3 separate regions of the Homo sapiens genome follow, and regions 2 and 3 are each linked to region 1. Evidence: chromatin contacts called from ENCODE Hi-C or POLR2A ChIA-PET data. All regions are on one chromosome and are shown on one strand. The core of a region is the stretch at or near the end of the contact, and the rest is flanking DNA. Distances in the headings are between cores, read along the strand shown. Region 1 overlaps UGGT2 (UDP-glucose glycoprotein glucosyltransferase 2). Region 2 overlaps LOC124903193 (a long non-coding RNA gene). Region 3 holds the start of CLDN10 (claudin 10).

What was found. Hi-C counts contacts between places; a loop is a spot of excess contacts on that map. ChIA-PET counts read pairs that join two places held with the same protein, here RNA polymerase II (POLR2A). Pooled maps may share reads with other maps.
Region 2: a map of endothelial cell of umbilical vein shows a loop between it and region 1 (11-fold over the local background). The contact joins two enhancer-like sites. A Hi-C loop is called at or near these places in 2 of 168 maps with a recorded cell type or tissue (endothelial cell of umbilical vein and heart left ventricle) and 7 of 50 pooled maps. POLR2A ChIA-PET finds 5 or more read pairs at or near these places in 1 of 52 experiments (GM12878).
Region 3: a loop to region 1 is called in a pooled map, with 4 times the contacts of the local background. The contact joins the promoter of CLDN10 here to the enhancer-like site in region 1. A Hi-C loop is called at or near these places in 2 of 168 maps with a recorded cell type or tissue (head of caudate nucleus and heart right ventricle), 2 of 37 single-sample maps with no recorded cell type and 3 of 50 pooled maps.

Annotation. Positions count from the first base shown.
Region 1 is chr13:95,831,952-95,836,743 of GRCh38, reverse strand. It overlaps UGGT2 (UDP-glucose glycoprotein glucosyltransferase 2), which reads left to right. Exons shown (of 39, transcript NM_020121.4): 38 at 3,691-3,817. Among named protein-coding and RNA genes, the nearest start is that of DNAJC3, 160 kb to the right of the region's middle. Within about 2 kb of position 2,868, at least 2 of the 41 ENCODE cell types and tissues checked have a DNase peak (open chromatin) inside an H3K27ac peak, as active enhancers do.
Region 2 is chr13:95,378,679-95,383,470 of GRCh38, reverse strand. The region is part of intron 1 of LOC124903193 (a long non-coding RNA gene); the gene reads left to right. Among named protein-coding and RNA genes, the nearest start is that of ABCC4, 80 kb to the right of the region's middle. RefSeq lists an enhancer at 2,369-2,418 and a silencer at 2,699-2,748. Within about 2 kb of position 2,615, at least 3 of the 41 ENCODE cell types and tissues checked have a DNase peak (open chromatin) inside an H3K27ac peak, as active enhancers do.
Region 3 is chr13:95,549,946-95,554,737 of GRCh38, reverse strand. CLDN10 (claudin 10) reads right to left here and starts at 2,018. Exons shown (of 5, transcript NM_006984.5): 1 at 1,765-2,018. The coding sequence starts at 1,984.

The DNA of each region.
Region 1 (4,792 bases), core at 1,619-4,118:
TCTGTGATATCACACGGGACAAGCTTCATTCCTCAAGCAATAAGAGATTCCACAACCAGTGTGAAGTATTACCTACTAAGGACATTTATTAGAAACCCCAGTGTCCAGGGGTTTTACTGGGGGCTGGTGACCATATAGCACTGTCTGCCTGAGACACACCTAAATTTCCAGCACTCAGGAGGAAAGCAAGTGTTTAGCATAAACACCTTTGCACAGATAATTTAGACACAGTGAGTTACTCTTATAAAGGAATGGTGAGAACCATCCTGAACCCTGTGTTCCCAGATGCCAGCGAGGAGCCAAACTTACAAGCAGGTCTTTCTAAGAATAGCAATTTCAGGCTTTCTGTATTAACTCTTTTCTGCAAAAGGACTTTTGAAAAAAAGGCTTAGAGGGCTGGGCACGGTGGCTTACGCCTGTAATCCCTGCACTTTAAGAGGCCGAGGCAGGTGGATCACCTCAGGTCAGGACTTCGAGACCAGCGTTGCTAACATGATGAAACCCCATCTCTACTAAAATTACAAAAAATTAGCTGGGCGTGGTGGCACATGCCTGTAGTCCCAGCTACTCAGGAGGCTGAGGCAGGAGAATTGCTTGAACCTGGGAGGCAGAGGTTGCAGAGAGCGGAGATGGCGCCACTACACTCCAGCCTGGAGACAAGAGCAAAACTCCATTTCAAAAAAACAAACAAACAAAAAAAAAGGGCTGAGAGCTAGCTGAAAATGTTTGTGGATTAGCTATCATCTTGACATGTCTTCAGTTTAGTTATCCTGCCAATATTTTCCCCCAAATAAAGGCAAACAAGACAATTTTGTCTACTTAAAATATATCATACATGCTTTTTTCTTACTTATTTTTAAGAGATTATTTTTCCTAGATTTTCATTTAAAGCAGTTTATGCTGTGCAGTTTAACTCTCCTAAACATAAAATATTTCAAAGTAATTTATTTGTTGTCCATTTAGATTTTATATTCCACTACTACCTTGTCTTTAGTAGGTATAATAAGTTTTTTTCCTAGTATATTGTTTTTAATGTGCTAAGTGTAGAAAATTGTTTACAAGATCTTCACTGACGAATAAGCTATTAAAATGTTAGAATTCACACAATTTTGAACAAAAAAGAGCAGGAAAACAAAATATAGGAACTTTTTCAGACATGTATAGAAATACATATTTTAAAAATAGCATGCCAGCATGTTAGAATGTAATCATAGTTGGTAGAATATAGCAGAAACAAATAAAAAGGCATTTTTAAGAGGTAAGCAAGGGAATTTCATAAAGAGAGGCCAAGAACATTATTGAACACAACTACTAATATGTTGTTAGGGTTCTGTTGTGGCTCATACAGTAGTGGTGTAGGTCATTTTGGGATCTTTAGTACTTAGACTAACATGAGCTACCATAACAAACCCCCAAAATTCAGTGGCTTCATACTCATTCCAGCAGCAGACCTAAGTGGATATCTCCGTCATTGAGTAGCCCTCCTGTGTGCCATGTCTCAGGGAGTACTTTTTGTCCACCTGTAACTGCTTCTTCCAGTGCAGTAGCCACTTGCCTTATGTGGCTGTTGAGCCCTTAACATGTTGCTATTCTGAATTGAGATGTGCTGTAAGGTATAAAGTACACACCAGATTTTGAATACTCAATACAATGAAAATAACATATATCTCATTACTAATTTTTGTATTGATTACATGTTGACTTAGTATTTTGGATATATTGGGTTGAATAAAATATAGTATTAAAATTTATTTCACCTATTCCTCTTACATTTTTATACATGGCTACTAGAAAAATTTAGTATTTTTCTAGTGAAAAAACCCACAAATTATGTGTATGGTTTTCATTGCATTTGTATTGGATAGTACCAATCTGGAGGGAAGGGGAAAAAAAGTGTGGAGAACATATATCTTGAATCCTAAAGGCATGGCCCCTTGGTGGGAGTTGGTCACGTGGCCATATCTAGATGTAACAGGAGCTGAGAAATGGCATTCCTGGATGGACAGCTACTTCCTAGCAATAGCAATACCAATACCCAGGAAAAGGAGAAGTGGCACAAATTTTGGTGTTCAGCCCGTCTCCCTCATAGAAACACTAAGAGTAGAATGAGAGAACATGCTATTCTTCATGGAGGAGAAAAGAGAATGCAGAAAATTCCCAAGGAAATGGCCTAACAGAAGAAAAGAGCATGACTAATAATATTGAAGGTGGGAATGAAAATGTTTATGAATGTCATTATACTCTCTCAACTTTCCATCTCAGAGTTTTTCAGCCTCAGTACTATTGGCATTGAGGAGTGGAGAATTCTTTGTTACAGGGGTTTTCCTGTGCATTGTTGGGTATTCAGCAGCATTTCTGGCCTCTGTCCACTAGATGGCAGTAGCACCCCACCACTCCCCGGCCATCACACATTTTCTCCAGACTTTGCCAAAGCTCCCCGAGGGGCATGATTACCCAGTTAAGAAACACTAATAAAGCTTATAGAGTGTATGCATGAGCACACACATACACACACACACACACACAAACCCAATGTAGTACAAATAGCTAAACAAAACATAATATTTTTATTTTTTTAATAGTATGACAGAATTAAAAAAAGAATTAGTCCCATTATCTTCACTATATAGAAGACATTGCCTATAAAGTTAATTTCTGCAAGGAAAATTGTGTTGTCCACTTACCTCAGGAATATGTCACTATGGAAAAGAAATCCATAATGAATCAACTGAAAATATTTGGTGAGGAAAGGGTTAAGACAACAGGCTCACGGCTCATGACTAATAGCTTTCCCCTAAGAAATAAGAGGAAAGCAAGTGGAGAAAATGTCACCAGAAGTGAGCTTCAAGTTGCTTCCTGCCTTAATTCTTTGTAAATAGTGAATGGGCTTCCTTTATTACTTGATGAAGTTTATACTGCTCCCATTGTCTTCTGTCTCAGTAAATGGCAAATCCATTTTTTATATTGCTCAAGCCAAAGGTACTGGTGGCTTTGTCTTTCTTTGATGCCTCTCTTTACTTACAGCTCACGTCCAATATATCAGCAGATCCTTTCAGCTGTACCTTCAGATACATAGTGTGTCAGACTCTTATCAACCTTCTATAATTTTTGCTTTTAACTTTAATTTCCCAAGAAACTCTATAGTAGTACTCAATAGTTTAAACTGATTGTGTATTGATGGAACCTTAGAGATTTTCCTATTTTAATTTCTTTTGCAGTTGAATAAATTAAGCTACACACCCTACACACACACATAATTATGTGATACATACACATCCTACTACTAGTAAATATGGAGTTGGAACCCTGAGAACCGAGATGCCATTTCCATGTTTTTCTACTGTGCCTACAAAGCACACTAGTCTGCTATGTTCTTCTACATAGTGGTAATGTAATTAGATCTTTTGTCAAAAAGTTTTACATAATTTTTTTTTGACAGACTTATGAGTCATCAGAATGTCTTTCAACAATTTTTATTTAAATTTCTGATTGAGGTATTTGTATTAAGCAATTATTACATACATAAGTTGTGATATATCATTTCACCTGATCCTGTGTGTATTAAACTTCCAGTACTTAGTAGGACTCTGCTTTTTATAAAATGTATTTTGTTTGCCCTAGTGACACAGCATTGTCCTTATGTTTCCAGGAGCATGGTCTTTCATTAACAAAATTTACTTAAACTTTTAGTGCAATAATCCCAAAACAAAAGAATCCAAACTAAAAGCTGCTGCCAGAATTGTCCCAGAATGGGTGGAGTATGATGCTGAGATAAGACAACTATTAGATCATCTTGAAAACAAGAAGCAAGATACAAGTAAGTCATCAACGTGTTGTGATGTCTGAAACATGCGTTGCATTAATGAGATTAGAATAGACTACAGACTCATTTCTTAGTGAATTTATAAAATGATTAAGAATTTCTTTAAGAAAGTCTGTGGCATAATTTAAAGGTGTATTTTTGTGTAGACTAAGCTTACAAGTTTAAAACATAGATAATCTGTTTCCCCATGGATACAGCTTCAGCTCATAACTCTATATGGATAGATAGTGTAACATTAGTCTCCTGACACAACATAGAGGTGAAAAATAAAAGTAAAAGGAGTGTTTGTCTTTAAGATTGCACTGAATTTCCTAAATGTGAAAATTTGAGCAAGTCCTAAAAATTAATAAAAGCTTTACATAGCTAACTAAAAATATCATTTCCTATCTCCAAAATTAATCTCATATATAACAGAGGTTTCCCCACGTGTTTGTGGTTCTAGTATGTTTAATCATGGGCTGGAGAATGACTTGGATTAGATTTGCTTCAATTCCTTTTATGAAAAAAACTGTGGCTACCTTGGCATTTCATTGCCCTACATAAGTGTTCAACAAATGTGCTGAATTTATTTTTTAAAGCTGATACAAACTTCTTGATTGTCCTGTAATTCTCTTTCCCTGTCAGTGCTGCCTGTGTCTCCCTATTCTTCACTCTTTCTTAAAAAACCCCCTGAACTCCTATTGTGTTCGGGTCAGTGTGTTAGAGACTTTCACTAGATTATATTGGCTAATACTCTCAATAATTCTTCCCAGTGGTTCAGAATACAGTTCTCATTTTCCTCAGCTTTACTGTTTAGGGAAGCCGAAATGATTATGTATAAACTGTCTCATATAAACGTGAAATTGTTTCATCTTGACTTTAAAAAAAAAAAAAAGTTTTCCTTTAAAAAAAAAAAGTTTTCTTGGTGTGTTCAAAAAGTTCATTATACACACCCATGTATGTATAATAATTTAGTATAGATAAAGATAC
Region 2 (4,792 bases), core at 1,366-3,865, 450 kb after region 1:
CTGGATCCTCCTACCTCAGCCTCCAGAGTAGCTGGAATTATAGGTGCACATCACCACGCCCAGCTCATCTTAACCATTCTTAAATGTTCATGTTAGTGGCATTAAGTACATTCACATTGTTATACAACCATCACCACCATCCATCTCCAGAACTTTTTTATTTTCCCCAACTGAAACTCTGTACCCATTAAACAATAACTCAGTCTGTCTCTAGTTTATGTTAATTATTTTCTAGTTCAGTCATCATCCCACTGGAATATTCTTTTGTTTTTTGTTTTGTTTTGTTTTGTTTTTAAGACAGAGTCTCACTCTGTCACCCAGGCTAGAGTACGGTGGCACAATCTTGGCCCACTGTAGCCTCTGCCTCCCGGGCTCAGCCAATCCTCCCACCTCATCCTCCCTGAGTAGCTGAGACTACAGGCATGTGACACCACGCCTGACTAATTTTTGTGTTTTTAGTAGAGATGGGGTTTCACCATATTGGCCAAGCTGGTTTCAAACTCTTGGACTCAAGTGATGCGGGCTCCTTGGCCTCCCAAAGTGCTGAGATTACAGGCATGACCCACAACGCCCAGCCTGGAATATTCTTTTACCTAAAGAATAGATTATAAACTTAAACTCCATCAATAATTCTTATATAAATAATAAGTGTATAACAAGCAAAGTAGAAAATATGCATAGCTGCTACAGTCCTCATTTTTGTAACTGAGCATAAGGCTTTAGTTGATATTTATAATTTTTTCAACTACCAATTTTGTCTTCTCTTTGACCACAGCAAGGAACACAGCTAGCTGGGATTCTTTACCTTATGGTGTGACATAAACCTTCATTCTTGATGAATCAGAATCCTAGTCACTCAGGCTTCATTGAGTTGATGCAATAATTCTTTTAACTGTTACTACTGGACTTGGAGGTATTAAGAATCATTCAGAGGGCAGGCACGGTGGCTCATGCCTGTAATCCCAGTACTTTGGGAGGCTGAGGCAGGTGGATCACCTGAGGTCAGGAGTTTGAGACCAGCCTGACCAAGACGGTGAAACCCTGTCTCTACTAAAAATACAAAAATTATCTGGGCATGGTGGCGCACACTTATAATCCCAGCTACTCAGGAGTCTAAAGCAGGAGAATCACTTGAACCTGGGAGATGGAGGTTGCAGTGAGCCAAGATTGCTCAATTTTTTTTTGAGACTCTGTCTCAAAAAAAAAATCATTCAGAGAGGTTTTTGGACTTAGTCTTCCCTGCTCCACTATGTAGTAACAACTCTACGTCTTCTTGTAATTGGAATTAATTACTCCAGTCAGTAATTTGCCTCTTTCTTTGCATATTGGTTCAGTGACATAAAGAGTCCCAAATAGTTGGTTCACTTGGAACCAATAATGTGTCCCTTGGTGGAAGCATTCTTCTCTTGGAAATAAAGAATGACCCGTAAGGCCAGGCACAGTGGCCTTCACCTGTAATCCTAACACTTTGGGAGGTCAAGGCAGGAGGATTGCTTGAGTCCAGGAGTTTGAGACTAACGTAAGCAACATGGCGAGACCTTGTCTCTACAAAAAATTAAAAAATTAGCTGGGTATGATGATGTGTGCCTGTAGAGTCCCAGCTACTTGGGAGGCTGAGGTGGGAGGATCATCTGAGCCCAGAAATTTGAGTCTGTAGTGAGCCAAGATTGTGCCACTGCACTCCAGCCTGGGAGATAAAGTGAGACCTTGTCTCAAAAAAAGAAAAAAAAAGATGTAAAAAAACACAAAAATATTCAGGAGCAGGAAGCAAAACTTAGGACTACTAAATTTAACAGTGAGAGGAGCTATTCCAACTTGTACCACTTGATTCCTGGACCTGTATTCTGACTATGAGAGAAATATTATTTTGATTGCTGGTTCAAAGCACATGCCCCATCACATAGAACAGACTCCAACTAACGGGGTGTTTTCACCCTGGAAAAGGAGCCTAGTCTTCTCAGAAATGGGAGAGAAGCGTGATTCCACTTGCAATGGGTATTCAGGGCCTTTGGTGTTTCTCAAGATTTTTATATTCTTCCAAATCCACACAAATATCCCCAATTCTCAGCCAGCTGCAGTGGCTCACACTTGTAATCTCAACACTTTGAGAGGCGGAGGTGGGAGAATCGCTTAAGCCTAGGAGTTCTAGAGACCAGCTTGGGTAACACAGGGAGACTGTCTCTACAAAAAAAAAAAAAAAAGGAAAAAATGTTAAAAAAAAAAAATTGGCCAGGCGCTGTGGCTCACGTCTGTAATCCCAGCACTTTGGGAGGCCGAGGCGGGTGGATCATTTGAGGTCAGGAGTTTGAGACCAGCCTGACCAAGCTGGTAAAGTCTACTAAAAATACAAAAATTAGCTGGGCGTGGTGGCCCTCGCCTGTAATCCCAGTTACTTGGAAGGTTGAGACAAGAGAATCACTTGAACCAGGGAGACGGAGGTTGCAGTGAGCTGAGATCTCGCCACTGCACTCCAGCCTGAAAGAGCGAGACTCTGTCTCAAAAAAAAAAAAATTTCTCAAGGTCTCAGTTCTCAATTTATGCCCCAGTTTCCACATGAGAAAAAAGGGAGAAGCTGGCAGGAACCAGCAGGTGGCACCAAAGGAAACCTCTGGCTGCCCTCGCTGCTCATTAGCGTTAAGACACTCCCATCAGCCCATGACAGCTTACAAATGCCAGGGCAAGGACCCAAAAGTTACCGCCCTTTTCCTAGAAAGTTCTAAACAACGCTCTCCTCAATTTGCATTAACCCACTCCTTAATTTGCATATAGTCGAAAGTGGGCATAAATATAGTTCCCAACAGCCCGTACTCTGCAGAGGCTGGGGACACTGCCCATGAGTTATCCCTGCTCCACAAGGAACAAGACCATTCAATAAAAGATTGTCATCTGATACTACCGGCTTGCCCTTGAATTCTTTCCTGGAGGAAGCCAAGAACATTCCTAGGCTAAGCCCCAGTTTTGGGGGTTCCTTGTCCTGCATCAGCTTCTAAATCAGTTTATCATAATTCTGCAACCTCGGCCAGGCACAGCGGCTCACGCTTGTAATCCCAGCACTTTTGGGAGGCCGAGGAAGGTGGATCACCTGAGGTCAGGAGTTTGAGACCAGCCTAGCTAACATGCGAAACCCCATCTCTATTAAAACTACAAAAATTAGCTGGGTGTGGTGGCACGTGCCTGTAATCCCAGCTACTCAGGAAGCTGAGGCAGGAACCCAGGAGGCAGAGGTTGCAGTGAGCCCAGATTGTGCCATTACACTCCAGCCTGGGCGACAGAATGAGACTCTGTCTCAAAAATAAATAAATAAATAAAAATTTAAAAAAATTAATTCTGCAACCCAAACCACCAAAACTTGGGTCTTTATTAGTCCTATGGCTACCAGAAACCAGAGTTTGTTTGTTTGTTTGTTTTTGAGGTGGAATCTCGCACTGTCACCCAGGCTGGAGTGCAATGGCACCATCTCGGCTCACTGCAACCTCCGCCTCCCAGGTTCAAGCGACTCTCCTGCCTCAGCCTCCCGAGTAGCTGGGACTACAGGTGCCTGCCACCACACCCGGCTAATTTGTATTTTTTGTAGAGACGGGGTTTCACCATATTGGCCAGGCAGGTCTCGAACTCCTGACCTTGTCATCTGCCTGTCTCGGCTTCCCAAAATGCCAGGATTACAAGTGTGAGCCACTGCACCTGGCCGAACAAATTATTACTATTATTATTATTTTTTTTGAGATGGAGTTTCTCTCTGTTGCCCAGACTGGAGTGCAGTCATGCAATCTTAGCTCACTGCAGCCTCTGCCTCCCGGGTTCAAGAGACTCTTCTGCCTCTGCCTCCCGAGTAGCTGGGACTACAGGGGCATATCACCAAGCCTGGCTAATTTTTGTATTTTTTAGTAGAGATGGGGTTTCACCATGTTGGCCAGGGTGGTCTCGAACTCCTGACCTCAGGTGATCCACCTGCCTCGGCCTCCCAAAGTGCTGGGATTACAAGCATGAGTCACCGTGCCCGGCCGGTCATTTCTTTTTATACCATTCTGGTACCAAACACTGTATCAGTTAGTATCCAGTCCAGAAAAACCTGACGATATGTATTTCAAAAACCATTCTTCTGCACTGAATAATATTAAAATCCCAGGTTTCTTAAACACTGCAGCAGGCTGGTAGGAGAGTGTGTGTGAAGTTATTCCAAGAAGAGCAGGGCACACTGGACTTCTGGTTAATGGAATAGGTGGGTACTCCATTCTGGTTAACGGAGTAGTGTTTTGATGGAAAAACGAAAGTGGTGTGACTGTATTTGTACTTGGACTTGACACCTTCAACAACTTGCCTCCTATACTGGAGGCCCACTGAGTCAAGCTCTTTCATATAAATTACTCCTGCTCTTTTTGTCTCATCCAGCCTTTGGTGCCTGACACACATGCCTTTCAAGCATAGGAGCACTTGAAACAGGGAATTGGTTACAAAAAGGGTTAGGAGACCTATAGGAACAAATGGGGAAGGGTGGTGTCACCCTGCAGGCAGCTGCTACTGCTCCTGGGCTGGAGGAGCTTACAGGGACAGTTGTGTTATCCAGAGCCCCAAGCCTACAGCCAGGCTAGAGCTGCCCTTTATATTTACAGGGCAGGACACTTGGAGCCTGGGATTGCTCCCTGTTACTGATACCCAACAGCAACCCATGGCCCAGAACTCCTGCCAACACCTCTGCCAGAAACAGAATTGCACAACCTTCCTCCACTTTCTAATCTGGATGGATGCCTCTCATGGCATCCATCAGAATTCACCGGTCAGGTGAGTCTGAGAC
Region 3 (4,792 bases), core at 769-3,268, 280 kb after region 1:
AAGTCACTTCTATTAAGTACTGACTTGGAAAAATACATTGATTTTAAAGTGTTGTACAACAGTAGGTAGTGTCATGCCATTTATGTTTTTAAAAGTCATTTTTTAGTCACATGAGCACACAGGAAGGCCATTTTGCAAGCTGGATGGCATAAAAATGTCACTCCTCTCTGTTCTCCTCCCAGCTAACCAGGACAACTATTCCTACTTCCTCTTCACTCCCGGCCCGATCTGCCCCCAAACAGGTATGGTACCACCTCCACTCTCACTGCAGACATGTAGGAGAAAACTTTATTATTCTGCACTTAATAATATTCATAGAGCATTCATTTCCTTCTCTCCCTTGTCCCCCAACTGTCCTACAGAAGGAAGCGTACCTATCTGGCACACTATCTCAGAGAACAATAGAGTTACAACAGAAGAGTGTTCAGAGGACAGTAACACATTGCTGACTATAAATCACAGGAACAAGAGAATGCCTGTTCATCTACCTGGATGCGTGCTCTACAAACCACAGGAAATTCAACGGTAATGCTGGGGAATAAACACTGTTCCGGCTGCTTATTTTACCGAACAGGACACGGACCCGGGCGCCACCCTTCTAAAACTAGATGCGTATTCCTTATACGGAGGTTCCATCAAATACCACGTTGAGCAACAGTTTGCTCTTCGTGGCAAACCCCATCTTAGAGGAATCAACTATTTTCTTTCATTTACCCAGCTATGTAAACAAAACCTGCAAGTGCGGTAATAAAAGAAAAAAACACCTCAAATCTAGAAATATGTAATGTAAATAACTCCTCTTAAGTTTCTGCCAGGATTCGTTTGCTGTAAAATCCTGGAAGCAACGGGCCTAGAACTTGAGCAATCAATGGGACCGGGCTGACATCGGCTGTTGTCTTGAAACTCAACAGAGCCAGAGTTCTGTGTGAATATCCACCAGCTGCTACCAGCATAAGGCCTGACTAACCAGAGCAACGCAGGTGAACCTCCACAAAGGAACAACCCAGGACAGCAGCAGGCACCGGGGACTCGGATGCAGAACTGGTCAGCTCCCGGCGCCACGCTCTCACGGCCCAAGATTCCCTACCCTCTGCGGACTCATCGCGGCACCGCAAGGGCTATTATTTTCCTAAAACTCGGAGGAAGTGTTTGTAGTGTTGCCTAGGCAGACAAGTTTGTAGAAGCTCTTTAAAGGGAAACAATAACAACAACAAATTCTGCAATATGTTTTCCCGCTTCCAACCTCTCAACCCCCACCCCCGCCTACTTTTAAAAGAACCAACGAAATGGCTCAAGGGAGGTCAGGACAAACGGATTTGGCTTGCAATGACACCATTTTTATCAGAACCCAGCCTTCGGGGAACGTAGGGGAGGGAGGTGGAGGAGACAAGCCCCTGCAGCATGAACTCTGGGTCCCAGCGGTCCCCAAGATATGGGGGGTGGGGGAGGGCAGCCGCTTCCTTGACTCTCAGGACCGCAAAGCTTCCCCATCCCCCGACGCCTGGGAGTCACCAACCCGGGCCTGTCTGCGTGTCCCCCCTCCCGGGGTCCCAGGCTCGAACAGGCGCCCCGCGAGACAGCCATCAGGAGAGGGCGGGCACCAGGAGCGTCCCTGGCTCCCTAAGGCCCTGTTGGGAGAGACGGGTCGGGCCTCAGAGGAGTCCAGTCTAGGGGTCCCGCTGGGGGTATTGGGGGCGAGAGGGCGCCTAGCGGGCTGGCCATCAAGGAAGGAGGGCTGAGGGCGGGGGCCGCGGGGATGCAGACCGTCCAGCGCCAGCATGGAGGGGAAGTCCTTGCAGTTGGAGACGCCCGTGGAGTCGGTAACGCACGCCTTCCACAGGTTGGCCCAATAGGTGGCGGTTGTGATGACCGTGCCGTCGATGGTAGACACCTTCCAGTAGTCGGTGGGCAGCGTGGAGGACACCAGTACCCAGCCTGAGATGGAGACCATGAAGGCGATGATCTCCGAAGCCGTGCTAGCCATGCCGCCGGCTGCAGCCGCGCTCGCTCTCCGGCTCCCACTCTGCGCCGCGACCCCCGCACTCCCAACCCCGGGGCTCCGCCTCCCGCCTCCGCCTCCGCCCACCGTCCCCGCCCACCACCCCGCCCAGCGGACCCGGCGCCAGGGGGCGCACGCGACCCCTCACACCCATGCCCTGTCCCTTGAGGGGCCTCAGAGGGCTCGCGGTCGCCCCCCGGGTTCTCCATCTGCAGCTGGCCCGCGCCCGCGTGCGGGAGGAAGGCCGGCCTGCGCTCCCCTGAGCCAAAGGGCCGCGGAGAAGGGCTCGCTTGTTGGAGCGGCTCAGGTTCAGACTGGCAACCGGGTGTGGACAACCTGCTGCGCCCCCACCTCACCACCCCCACCCAGCCCTACCCAAGGCAAATAGCTTGGCTTCCTGACTACCTTGTAGAAGCAGAGCAGGAAAAGCCTTTTGCATGCCCTGAAAGGACACGGTTTGGTAACTCAGCCCTCGGTTTGCTGAACTCTAAAGGTTTGCGTGCCACGCTTGTTTGGGTGACTCTGTTTGACTTGTCAAGGAGGGATCATTGCAGATTCTGGGCTGGAAACCGGCCTTGCCCTCAAAACTCTGCAGTTCTTTTTGGCCTGGTGCTATGCGGAAAGTCATGGCAAAACGGTGCGTGGCACAGGCCTAAAGTCAAGATAGCAGCAGATGGGGCATCCTGACGATCTTGATCTTGCTGGTGTACTCATACTAATGCACTACGCAGAGGGCATTTGTTCAACACATTTTCCCTGTAGGTCCCTTCCAGCTTCCAGGTCTAGAGGCTATTCTATGAAAGGATGCTGTTATCCCAGTCAAAACTGCTATCTTGTCTTTTATTTTTTTTTAAACCACCTCCATCTCTCACGCCTAATTGAAATATAAACTCATTCATTCCTTCATCCCTTCATTGCTGTCTCAAGGTAAACATAAAGATCAAGGTGTACTTCTGGCTCCTGAGGCCACAAATCTGGGCATAAATGAGAGAACAAGGACACGGGTTATTATTTGTCCACTTAAAGGTTCTTGCAGTTTTGTTATGAGCTTCCAGGTTTCACTTGTTGCCAAAAGTAAGGAAAGGTCTAAAACCTATCAATCAGTCTGCTGTGATAAATCTCGTGCTAACCCTCTGTGTCACTATCTTTAGGCAGAAACACTCTGGTTCAATGTGAAGAATTTCTTAATTTCCCTTTGTCACTTTTTTTTTTTAACCAAATGGGTGCCCAGTGAAATTAGAGGCGACAAGGTGACTGGAGAAGAGAGGAAGCTGGACATAGAATCATCAAAACTTAGATTGGAAGAATCACTGTAGACCAGCAGGACACGCTCCACACTCAAAACAATGTTCCTGTCTATTTCTAGAGATAATGTTTAGCCCATGCTCCACCCTTCAGGACCAGCAGTTCAGTGCATGGCAACGTATCTATTCTGTTTTTCTTCATGTTGTTTTGACAGCCCTTTAAAAAAGCTTTTCTTCCTATTGAGCCCCAAATCTGTCTCTCTTCAATGTCTACCCGAATGTTGTAATCTGTGCTCTGAGAACACGAAGTAAGTCCTACTCTTGTTGCAGCCGTGCAGCGGCTGGCAGGTAGTGGGCTTCTCTGTGCTTAATGGTCCCATGGCTTTCGTGAATGGGTACAAGGGTGACAATGCAGACATGGTTACCCTACTGTTCTGCTCTGAACCCCAGCTTGTCCTGATGTATCATGTTAGGTTCACTGGTAAACTAAACTTAAAAACTGAGTTTAAGAAGTATCTCCCTGGCTGGGCGCAGTGGCTCACACCTGTAATCCCAGCACTTTGGGAGGCCGAGGCGGGCGGATCATGAAGTCAGGAGATCGAGACTATCCTGGCTAACACGGTGAAATCCCGTCTCTACTAAAAATACAAAAAAAAAAAAAAAAAAAAAAAAAAGTATCTTCCTAACCTCTTCCTTCTCATTCTCCTTGCTATGCAAATCAGTCACCTTTGAGCAATGACTACAAAGCATCCTCTATTCTTTTGTATGGCTTGCCTTTTTAAAGTGTTTTATCATCTGTTTTTTTGCCCTCCAGCATATTTCCACTATTATTTCTATGCCATATTCCTTCCTGAATAATCTGCCTATTTCTGATCCAATTACTATTTGAAAAACACAAAACCCACTAACCATAACATTTCTTACTGATTTTTCTAAAATTACAAATTACACAAATTTAATACTTTATTTCCTGGCCTTGTTCGATAGTCCCTTTGTTTACCGTGGCTCGCCTATGGTAGATACTCACTAAATTGATTATTTCTTTGTTTTTACTAGACAAAACCCTGACTTACTTTTGCCACAAAACAAGTGTAGTGCTGTGACCTTTAAGACTCAAGCACTTCCTAATTTATCACCTAGTTGCTATGAAGTCCACTGTTTGGATCCAAAGGCACATTGTTTGTTTTAAAGAAAGAACTTTGAAGAATGGTTTGGTGTTTTAAACCAGTCTGCAAAGTTTATTTAACACATAATGTAGCTCTACCCATTATACTTCAAAAATCCATAAGCCCAGATTACCGTTGCAACATAGCATCCGGAAGAAACAAATTCTGAATTCCTGCTTGGAACACTCTTCTCTCTGCCGCATCGCCACACCAGTGAAGCCAGAATCTCTGGGGGTGGCCTTGGTAGCAGTATTTCCAAAACTTCTAATGTGGACTCAGGCTGAGAACCACAGCTCTGACCAGTTGAGCTCTGTGTATGTGTGTATAAACAGTTAATTTAGCATAACGGATGGTGGTATGCATCACAGGAAGAAAGAATATTA